2 separate regions of the Mus musculus genome follow, and region 1 is linked to region 2. The links are chromatin contacts, found by Hi-C in ENCODE. All regions are on one chromosome and are shown on one strand. The core of a region is the stretch at or near the end of the contact, and the rest is flanking DNA. Distances in the headings are between cores, read along the strand shown.

The links. A loop is a pair of places that touch in the nucleus more often than their neighbours do.
Region 1: a map of T-helper 17 cell shows a loop between it and region 2 (2.2-fold over the local background). The contact joins the promoter of Ssc5d here to the promoter of Syt5 in region 2. A Hi-C loop is called at or near these places in 3 of 37 maps with a recorded cell type or tissue (ES-E14, T-helper 17 cell and heart).

The regions. Positions count from the first base shown.
Region 1 is chr7:4,923,098-4,928,285 of GRCm38, reverse strand. It overlaps Ssc5d (scavenger receptor cysteine rich family, 5 domains), which reads right to left and starts at 2,465. Exons shown (of 14, transcript NM_173008.3): 1 at 2,307-2,465; 2 at 1,770-1,796; 3 at 1,004-1,312; 4 at 621-734; 5 at 277-390. The coding sequence starts at 2,331. It overlaps Nat14 (N-acetyltransferase 14), which reads right to left. Exons shown (of 3, transcript NM_001358881.1): 2 at 4,957-5,078; 3 at 3,280-4,383. The coding sequence starts at 5,028. The coding sequence ends at 3,835.
Region 2 is chr7:4,546,113-4,551,801 of GRCm38, reverse strand. Syt5 (synaptotagmin V) reads left to right here and starts at 4,261. Exons shown (of 9, transcript NM_001360422.1): 1 at 4,261-4,489; 2 at 5,467-5,569. The coding sequence starts at 5,491. It overlaps Ptprh (protein tyrosine phosphatase, receptor type, H), which reads left to right. Exons shown (of 20, transcript NM_207270.2): 17 at 667-789; 18 at 906-1,066; 19 at 2,068-2,203; 20 at 2,290-3,188. The coding sequence ends at 2,454.

The DNA of each region.
Region 1 (5,188 bases), core at 1,216-3,715, 380 kb before region 2:
TTACAACTGGGGAAACTGAGGCCCAGGAAGAGCAGAAGACTGAGATTTGTCTGCCAAGTACCTAATTCAGAAAAGAGACCGGCCACCCCCCTGGGTCTCATAGAGGGAGGATAAAGAAGAGGAGGTGGCCAGCCCTGACTGGATCTGAAGGGGCACTGTGAACGCCGGTCTCCTTAGAGAGTCACAGGCTGAATGGAGGTCTAGGGTCCTCAGTTTGGCAGGGTCTAGGGTCTCGTAGCACACAGATCAGGAAGACAGGGAAATGTAGAGCCTTACCTTGGTGGGGAGCTCCATTTGTCAGTACAGGGGCTCGGGTGGACTTGGTCTGCTTGGGTGGCCGGGGGTTCTTCTTCCGGGGGCCATTCTGGGAGCTTGCTGCTGGTTGGGGAGCTAGGAAAGTGACACGTGACCAGGAAGTCAGGAGCTCAGCTGGTCACTCTTCCCTACTCCTTGGCATCTGTCTCGGGATTCTTTTCTGAGGGTTTGAAAGATTTCTGGACAGAGGATTTCTGGATAATGAAGGAGACTAGCTTGCCGGAGAAAAACGTTTGCAGGATAACCTTCCCCCATAGCTGAGTCTGACCAGGGTGCGGGATGGGAGGCCTGTCCTTTGTGCTCACCGTGAGTTATAGGGGGCTCCTCTGAGCTGGGGCTTAGCTCCCCAGACAGTGCCAGCCATGGATCCCCATCCAGCAGGGACATTGAATCTTCTCTAGAGTTAGCTGCACGCTGACCTATGGGAGAGGACCAAAGTTATGAGACCAGTGATGGGGGGAGGAGTAGAAAGGTCATTTGACCCCTGGGACAGGAGGAGCTGGGATGCCTGAATTTCCTGTGGCTCAGAAATAAGTGCTCATAAGCTGGGAGTCCTTGGGAGGGGAGCACCTGGTCTTATGGGGATCTGGAGTTGGTTACCGCTTAGCTTCTAGACAACTCAGATCTGCAGGAACTAAGGGCAGGGTTCCTGGGGCCATAACCATAAGAGGAATTTGAATCTTTTTACCTACACAGACGACGCCTGCGTCCTCCTCATGAGAGCAGATATGGGCCTTCCAGCCCCGGTGGGGACAGATACCCAGCTGACCCTCATTGCCCCGACAGTTCAGTTCACTGAGCCATACAGGCCCAGTGCCCTCCCCGAAGAAGGCACCCCCAGGGGCTGCCAGCGCCCCTCCGCAGCCTAACACACGGCAGGCCACTTCAGCATCCCGAAGGTCCCATCCGTCATCACACACGGTGCCCCAGCGCCCGCTGTGCCAGACCTCCAGGCGTCCTGCGCAGCCATGAGGACCATCAGCCAGGCGGAGTCGCTCTGAGGGATGAAGGAAAAGCTGTGACCCCACACAGGAGTACTGTTGGCTGGGGGTCTACGGTAACACCAAGGCAGGGGGACTACCTTACAAGCTACCACCAGGAAGCCAGCTACCCTGGAGGCTGGACCCTGGTCCCAGACTCCCAGGTGCAATGAGAGGAATGTCTCAGAGATGCTGGGGGCTGTGTGGAAGGACACTGTGAACCAGGGAATTCAGGCATCCCCGGTCCTTCTGCCCCACAAGGGGGTCAAATAACCTTTCCACTCCTCTCCCCATCACTGGCCTCATAACTTTGGTCCTCTCCCATAGGTCAGCGTGCAGCTAACTCTAGAGAAGACTCATTGTCCCTGTTGGATGGCAGCAATGTCTGGGGAGTGGAATTGGGGTAGCAGAGACCAGAAGGAGAGGGGGGGAGTTGGAGCGGGGTGAGGCCAAGTGTAGAATCAGGACACTTACCTATAGCCTGGATCCCCACCAGCATTGCTGCAAAGGAGGTTGGAGGGGACAGAGTGAAGGATAAATCAGAGGGGAGGGGTCCTTTCCCCAGTGCAGGCTCCCAGCCTCAGTACAGTGGGAAGCACCCATTCACAGTCAGATTCCTCACACCTCTGAGTCAGAAACCCCACTGCTGGAATGGACTTTGGGAGGAGGCTGGGATAAGTTACAGGTCCCTGGGGTGGGTGGGGCCCCAGATGCCTGACCCTTGAAAACAGGACTGGGGACCAGATTGAATGGTGGGAGTGATAGCGCTACAGAGTACATGACAGGGCAACAAAGGGCAGGTCACTTGAGCTGCTAGGCAGGACGTGCAGAAGGCTGGGTCCCTCAGGGATTAGAGGGGCCAGCCAGATGTCAGGATATCACACTGCACCAGGGACCAGAACAGGCTCCCTCAAGTATGAGCCCCTAAACTGGAGAAGCTAACTGGGTCAGAGGTAAGGGTCCAGGCCCCTAAGGTGCTTACCCCCCCCCCCAAGGAAATGGATCACTCACCAAGGAGGCAGGCCAAGCCCCTCATGTTCGCAGAGTCCAGGGGCAGGGGATGGGGTGAAAGGGGAAGGAGGGCAGGAGAGGGGAGGAGGAGGCAGCCAGGGAGGGAAGCAGCTGCTGAGGAGCCCTGGACAGCTAGGAGCAGGCTGGGCTGAAGGCTCTGCCAGGAGGGAGAGAGGCTGCAGGGATGCAGCAGGGGACAGGAGGGGGAGGGGGCTGGCCACAGCTGAGGCTGGAGGGGGGGGTGCGGGGGGCAGGCAGAAGGGAGGTGTTCAAGTGCAAACACCCACACTGGAGGGAGGCGGCCAGCCAGGCTCCAGAGGGCCACGTGCTCAGAGATGCTTATGGGGATGGCAGCTCTGGGAAGGGGCAGGCCTGGGTGTCTGGGGGACAGGGCTGAGGGCACACCCTTCTGCCTCCTCTTATTGTCCAGCCAGGCAAGTAAGTGCAGCTGGGAGTGGACAGATTTTGGGGAATCCTGCAGTAGCATGAGGGCCTGAAGCCAGATACTAGGAGGGACTTCCTAGATCAGGAAAAGAAACTGAAAAACTCCTGTCCATTTGTCACCCACTGTGGTAAATCTGGATGGGAAGCTCCCAGTGCCGATTCGAGAAAAGAGTGTCTGAACTTATTACCAGTTCCCAGAACAAAGGTATGGAGGGTAGAGAGACTGAGGGGTCAAGGCTTCGGTCTGGAGGGGGTACACACACACACACACACACACACACACACACACACACACCAGGCAGCTGTGAGGGGGAAAACTTTGGTAATGGGGAGCATGACTCAGAAGGCCTGGCAAAGACTGGCTGCCGCTGTGAGCTCACTGCTTCTCCTCTTCCCAGCGCCCCCCCCCCCCCCCCAACACACACACTTCCCTAGCAATTAATGTCAACTTCTTCGGAGAGGAGGAGCCAGACAGAAGGAGGGAGTCTGGAGAGAGCAGCTGGAAAATGCATCAGACAGGAGACAGGCACACAGAAGTTTCAGGGTTTATTAACAAACAGTGTAAAAAACCAGATGGGCTTGGAGACACTGTGCTCCTGGCCCCACCCACTCCCAGAAGATCTGTCCCCTTTGGGAGTTCCCTGTCACAGACTCTAACTTTTAGTCTCTCTCTCTCTCTCTCTCTCTCTCTCTCTCTCTCTCTCTCTCTCTCTCTCTCTCTCTCTCTCTCTTTCCTCAAATCTCCCTTCCAGACCTCAAACACAGGCAGCAGGGGCTTTGTAGACCCAGAACCCGACGTTTTTCAGTGCATACAGACTGGGGCAGTGGGGGTGAGGCAAAGGACTGGACACGGTGACCTCTAGTGGTCCCAGAAGACCAAGAAGGGATTTGTTCTACTTGAGTTTAGAGTCCTCATTGCAGCTGGCAGGCACACTGGGAATGTAAGTCCATCAACCTCGGTGCTTCACTATCAGCCCAGCAGACTAGGTAGACACTGAGGGGGGGATGTAAAGTGCCTGGCACACAGTAGGTGTTCTTTAGGTGCTGGTTCTCTGCCCATCTATCCAGTGGGCATGGTCTCTAATCACAGGTCTTTGCTGAATTCCCTAACCAGCATATAGCCCATGCAGCCCCAGCCTCCCTCTGCCTGGTAGCCACAGGCCTCCAATAACCCTGCCACCCCCCAAGCGGCTACAGCCACTGGGACCACGAGCCGGGCCCGAGGCTCCCCCATACTTCCAGCCCATGCTCGGGCTCGAGCCTCGGCAAAGGCCAGCAGCCTTCTGCCCACGCCCCTGCGACGGTGCCATCGAGAGACAGAGAGGCGGGTGACTCGGGCTCCATCCCCCACGTTGGCACCAGGGGCCAGAGCCAGGACTCCACACACATCGCCGGAGCCACGGACAGCCACCCAGGGCCCTCCCAGGCCGCCTGGTGGAGGCAGAGAGCCCCATCGGGCTCGCAAACCCAGCTTCACAGCGGCTACAGCCAGAAACACGGGCAGCAGGAGGGCCAGGGCGAAGGAGGCCAGGATGAAGCGCAGTCCGCTGCTGGCTGCAGCCAGGAGGAGAAGGGCTGGAGGTCGTGTCAGAGCGTGGAGGGCCACACGGTTTTCCGTGTCTTTTACACCAGCCTGTGGGTGGGAGTAGAGGCTCAGCCATTCATCACATAAGAACTTCCGAGGAAGGATTTCTCTTCTCAAGTGAGAAGAGAAGCCAGCGGATGGGGTGGTCCCAGTCTGGCCCATTGGGTGTTAAGGGCTGAGCGAATGAATGCGGTTTGCCCGAATGAAATGAACTGATTTAGGACCTGAGGCCCATGAGTCCGGATGGCATGCTAAGGTAACGCACCAAAGGAGACTGAACAGGATAGGCAAAGTGAAGACATGGGCTCTTCGCTGGAAGGTCTGGGGTGTGTGTGTGTCTCAGTAGCCCTCATTTTGGGACTGGTAAGTGGGGCTGAATGGAGGTCAAGAGACCTGAACACCCAGCCCCTACACCCTTTCAATTGCTTTTTTAAAAATGGCAGCTGAGGTTTAAGTAGGGAGAAGGCAGTAGAGAAAAGAGACCAATTAAAAACAGCTGAGGCGAAAATCCCCTCCCCCAGGACCCCCGGAGCTCAGGCAGGTGGGCGGGGCTGATGGAACCCACTTTGAATGGCCCTAAGAAGCTGCGCATGCTCACTGGTGCCCCTGCCGGCCTCTCACCTTCAGCATCTCCAGCACCAGGGGCTTCTCATCTTCCCTCATTTCCCGCACTGACAGGTGGTTAGGGGCCATGGTAGCCCCCAGGCAGGCCCCTCCCCAAGGGAGCTGACGTTGTACACCTGCTGAAAACAAGTAGGTTGGTGTTAGGTGGGCACCTGAGTTCTAAGAGCCCTGGGAGGGATGGGCCGCAGTGTTTCCCAGATCGCCAAGGACCCTAGAGCATTGCCAAAGA
Region 2 (5,689 bases), core at 3,012-5,511:
CCATATGGAGAGACTGGCTCTTGCTTAATATGCATGAGGCATGAGGCTGTGAGCCCAATCCACAGCACTGTATACACCTTTGAGGTGATGCAAGCCCTATAATCACAGCACTCTGGAGATGGAGTCAGGAAGATCAGAAGTCAAGGCCATCTTTGACTTCAAATCAAGCTCAAGAGATCTTTTTAGGAAGGGGGGAAAAAGGGCAGAACATGCAAAAGGTATCTTGTTCTCAGGGCTGGGGAAATAACTCAGTGGATAGGGACATGTAAGCTCAAGGACCAGAGATTGGATCCTGAGAACCTACACAACTGCCAGGTGAGCTAGTGACTCATTTGCAAATCTAGCCTTTGGGAGGCAGGGAAATGGAACCTCTGGACCAAGCTGACCTGCCAGACGAGCCATCTTGAGCATGCTCTGTGTTCAGTGAGAGACCACTGCCCCAGTGAGTATAGCATAGAGCAGTTGAGGAAGACTCCGGAAAACAACCTCAGGTATCCGAATAGATATGCACACACAGGCATACTCATTCCCCACAGGGTACCACCACCACCACCACACACACACACACACACACACACGTGCACACACGCATGCACGTGCACGCACGCACGCACGCATGCAGGCACGCACTCTTTAAAGGCTGACTGTCCTTGTCTCCCTTCCCAGGTGAAGTGTGAGCACTACTGGCCCTTGGATGCTCAGCCTTGCATTCATGGGCAGCTGCAGGTAATGTTGATTAGTGAGGAGGCGTCAGAAAACTGGACAGTGAGGCATCTTCAACTCTTCCATGTGAGTCCCTCTAACCCTACCAGAACCCCTCAAGGTCTCCCTGCAGTGCGTGTCCCAGAGAATTCCCTATTAGGCATAGAAACTTCTGGAGCCTCTACACCCACACCTCCTTTCAGATGAAAGAACAGCAGACTCTCTCGTTGCGCCAATTCCACTACCTGGCCTGGCCAGACCATGGAGTTCCTTACTCCCCAGACCCCCTGCTGGCTTTCCGAAAGATGCTTCGGCAATGGATGGATCAGACCACGGATGGAGGTCCACCCATTGTGCATTGCAGGTGAGGGTCACCCTGTCACTCTGTCCCTGTCCTCAGGGACTCAGTATCCATCACAGACAAGCACCCATACATAAAATTAAAAGTCAAATGACTTTTAAAAGCAACTTTGGGGCTGGACATGGTGGCATACCTGTAATCTAAGCACTTGGGAGGCAGAGGTGGGTGGGTCTTTAAGTTCTAGGCCAGCCTGGTCTTCAGACTGAGTTCCAGGACAACTGGGACTACACGGAGAAACTCAGTTTTTAAAAACCCAAACCTCTGACAGGGGTGTTACACACTCGTAGTCCCAGGACTCAGAAGGCAGAGTTAGTCAGATCTCTCTGAGTTTGAGGCCAGCCTGGTCTGCAGAGAGAGTTCCCAGAGAGCTAGGGCTACACAGAGAAACCCTGTGTGGACAAAAAAAAAAAAGAAAGAAAGAAAATGAAACAAACAAGACAGCAAAACCCCAGAACCGATTTGTTTACTGACTCTTCTTGTGAATTTCATTTCCATGTTACTAGCTGCATGGCCTGGGACATACCCTTCCTCAGCTTTCATTTCGCTATCTGTGAAGTGGGTGTGCTGATACATCTTATTTTCATACTCAGGAACACTGTAAAGATGGAGCAGAGCTCACACTAGATGACCCATGCATGCGGAACACCCCAGGCCCAGTCACTGTCTTCCTTTGCTCCCCAAACCTGGAGCAAACTGTGTCTTGCTGAGTACTGCACTCTCTGGGTGTTCCAAAACCATACAATCTCAGCACCTAGAACTCCAGACTTCTCCCCTTCCCCGCCCCAGAGGCCTGATTCCTGTCTTTTTGTTGTTGTTGTTTTGTTTTTTGTTTTTGTTTTTTGAGACAAGGTTTCTCTGTGTAGCCCTGGCTGTCCTGGAACTCACTTTGTAGACCAGGCTGGCCTCGAACTCAGAAATCTGCCTGCCTCTGCCTCCCAAGTGCTGGGACTAAAGGCGTGTGCCATCAACCGCCCAGCCTGATTCCTGTCTTGTTCCTTGCCTAGTGCTGGTGTGGGCCGGACGGGCACCCTAATTGCACTGGATGTCCTGCTGCGGCAGCTGGAGTGTGAGGGGCTGGTGGGTCCCTTCAGCTTTGTGAAGAAGATGAGAGAGAGCCGGCCACTGATGGTGCAGACAGAGGTGAGGAGCTTTCGGGGGACAATGTGGGTGTGGTGGGGGTTGAGGGCCCTTCAGGAAGCATCCCTCATTCTGTGCATCCTCCCCAGGCCCAGTATGTGTTCCTCCACCAGTGCATCTTGAAATCCCTCCAGAAGCCAGCTCCAGCCCTTGTCCCAGAGGAGGCAATGTATGAGAACGTGGCAAGCTTAGTTTATGAGAATGCATCTGCTATCATGGCCCATGAGTCTGAGTTCTCAGCTTCTGGGTGCTGAACCCAGACACAGAAATACCCAGGCCAGATCTGGACCTGTGCTGAAGCCCAGATATGTGGACCTTCAAGACAACAGGATTGAAGTCCCAGCCTCCCCAACCCCATGGGAGGAGGTCACTGGAAACGCATCTCCTGTGGTCCAAGTGCAGGAAGGGCTGGTATACTTCAACTGTGAGCCCTGTGAGTGGTGGAGCTTGAGGACAGGGTGGCTGACAGGTAGGGGTGACGGGGTGACTGACAGGTAGGGGTGACGGGGTGACTGACAGGTAGGGGTGATGGGGTGACTGACAGGTAGGGGTGACGGGGTGACTGACAGGTAGGGGTGACGGGGTGACTGACAGGTAGGGGTGACGGGGTGACTGACAGGTAGGGGTGATGGGGTGACTGACAGGTAGGGGTGACGGGGTGACTGACAGGTAGGGGTGACGGGGTGACTGACAGGTAGGGGTGACTGACAGCTAGGTTTTCTCTTCTTTGAGTGGAGATAGCTACCGCCTGGGTGTGCAGGCTCTCAAAAAAACAGGCTGGAACCTGGATTCGAAAGAAGGAATCAGGGTCTGGAATTGTACTACCTGAGCAGCAAAGGCAGGCAGGTACTTGTCCCCTTTTTACCTCAGAAACCGAATCAGTCTCCTTTACTCCGAGGCTGAAGGGAGTCCCCTGTGCTTGTGGTCTCCCTGGGCCCCGTGGCTGTACATTCTTTCCTTCTATATAATTTATTAAACTGTCCTCCCGAAGGTGGCTAACGGATTTTTGTCTCTGGAGATAACACTGGGGTAGGAGAGGGGGTTCCAAGCACCTATGGTGGGCACATTATATTCCACCACCCCCTAAAAAGTACAGGATTTGGGCTGGGAGGATAGCCCAGTTGGTAAAGTGAATGCTTTGGAAATATGGGGATCTGAGTTTGGGGCCCAGAGCCCAGGTGGAAAAATCTGGGTGTGGTGGTGGTAGGGGGCTGGCTTGTAGTGGCAGAGGTGAGGAGCCAGTGATAGGCAGATCCCTGAGGCCTGATGACTAGCCAGCCTAGCCTAATCTGTGTGTTCCAAGCCAGCGGGAGACCATCTCGCAAACCAGTATCGATAGGGATACTGAGATGGCTCAGCTGGAAAAGACCCTTCCTGTCAAGCATGGTGGCCTGGGTTCACCATCAGGACCCAGACGGTGGAAGGAGAGAGCCAGCGGCCTTCAAACTGTCCCCTGACCCCCATATGCCCACTCCCCCATACAAATGAAAAATGGCTTATAATTGCAAAAAATGTGCAATTTAATGTCTTAATAAGGTGCACAGCACTGATGGAAAACACGCTGAGTTGTCTTCTGACCTTCACACACATGCCCACATGAATGTGCACCACTGTGCACCACTATACACACCAACACACACACACACACACATACACACACACACACACACACACACACACACACACACACACACAAGAAGTATAGGTTGTGTGTTGGCTGAAGCCAGGAATTGGGTAAGGAAACACAATGTCTGAGAGCAGAGATGCTGGCGACTCTAACTTCTTGCTTTGAGAATCTGGGTAGCTAAGTCTCCAGAGAGAGGGTTTTCATAGGTTCTAAAACCGAGTGCTCTGGAATCCAGTTATTTGCATTGTAAAAAGTGTGTGTGTGTGTGTGTGTGTGTGTGTGTGTGTGTGTGTTGTGGGGGCTGGTACTCAGTGTAGATGTCCGATGACTTAGCCAGACGTCAGAACATTCTAGGGTACTAAGATCAACGTACGTGGGCGCCATGGTGGTTCTCGGGTGTGGCGGGCCGAGGGGCGGAGCAGGGCGTTCTCTCTTCTCCGGGGCAGAACACGCACGCACACATATGCACAAATACACGCGCGCGCGCGCGCGCGATCTCACACAGGGGCGCAGACATTAGCCTGGCTAGGCTCAGCCGCGCCCCCACCCTGCCAAACTGTGTGATCAGCACACAAGGGAAAGCGCCATCCACCCACGTGCTGGGGGCGGGGTCCCAGCAGCCCACAACACCTCCAGAAGGGTCCTGTCGAGACACCTAGCAGGTAGGAGCTGTTGGGACCCTCTGTCCAAGCCACATCCTCGGTCCCATTCGTGGGGGGTCTGGCGTGTGAGAGGGGTGGAGGAGGGTCGTCGACAAGGTTCAACTTTGAGCGGCAGGTTGAAGCCCTAACCAAGGAAATTGCTATGTGGAGAGGAGAGACAGGTGTGGAAACAAAGGGAGCAGGTTGGTAGTCAAAAAAAAGCAAAGAGAGACTGAGAGAGAGAGGCTAGACAACAGAGGGCAGTAGAGGCGCTGACGAGAGAAGGTTGTGGGGGACAGAAGAGGGAAGATGCCTATCTGGGGTCGAGAAAGAAGTGGGGGCCGAGCCGGTCACGAGAACAGGTGTGAAGACAGAGTCGGGGTGCGCTCAAGAGACTCATGAGCAAGAGGATGTGAAGGCCCAGCAGAGGTGCCGGGGCAGGTTCTCCACTTTACCAGAAAGAGTGGTGGTGCAAGGGGTCCCATGCGATGGGAGGAGCCACTGTAGATGCACAGATCACAGGCCGCTCTCGCTGTGCCACGGGATCCCGGACCTGGGTCCCATGGACCGGCACCGCCCGGACTTCGTTTCTGTGCGTCAGTCCCTCCCGTTGCCTTGGCAACAGGCTCGTTGCCCAGCAACCAGCACTGCTATCACCCTGCCTGGAGCCTGGCGGTCGCTCAGGGCAACAGTGGTCTGCTGGTTCCCACGCCTGCCTGCGCCCACTTCCGGTTCAAGCCCTTGGGAAGAGCAAGGAAGGGGTAGAAGAGAATGGATTGGGAAGAGAATGGGATGGGGTGGCATACAGAGGAAGTATCCCTTTGTGATGGAATTGGGTCCCCCAAAGCCTGCCACTGGCGTGAAGAGGCTGAGATTAACTCCTAGTGTGCACCAAAAATCAATGGAATTTAAGGTTCTTTGATGCGTGAGAAAACTCACTGGATGCTTTGGGTAGGAGTGGGGTGGGGTGGGGATAGAGTATTTGGGTACCTCTGCAGGAAGCACCGCAGGACCCCGACGCCATGTTCCCGGAACCCCCGACCCTGGGGTCTCCAGCGCCTAAGACACCTCCAGACTCCAGCCGCATCAGGCAGGGCGCAGGTGAGAAGACCCTGGGCTAGCCCTAGTGGACAGCCTCTCAAGATCCCCAGAGAAGGGTCTCAGTAGCAAAGACTCGGGTGGGTAGGCTGGAAAATCCCGCAGGAATCGTGGGTCGGTATC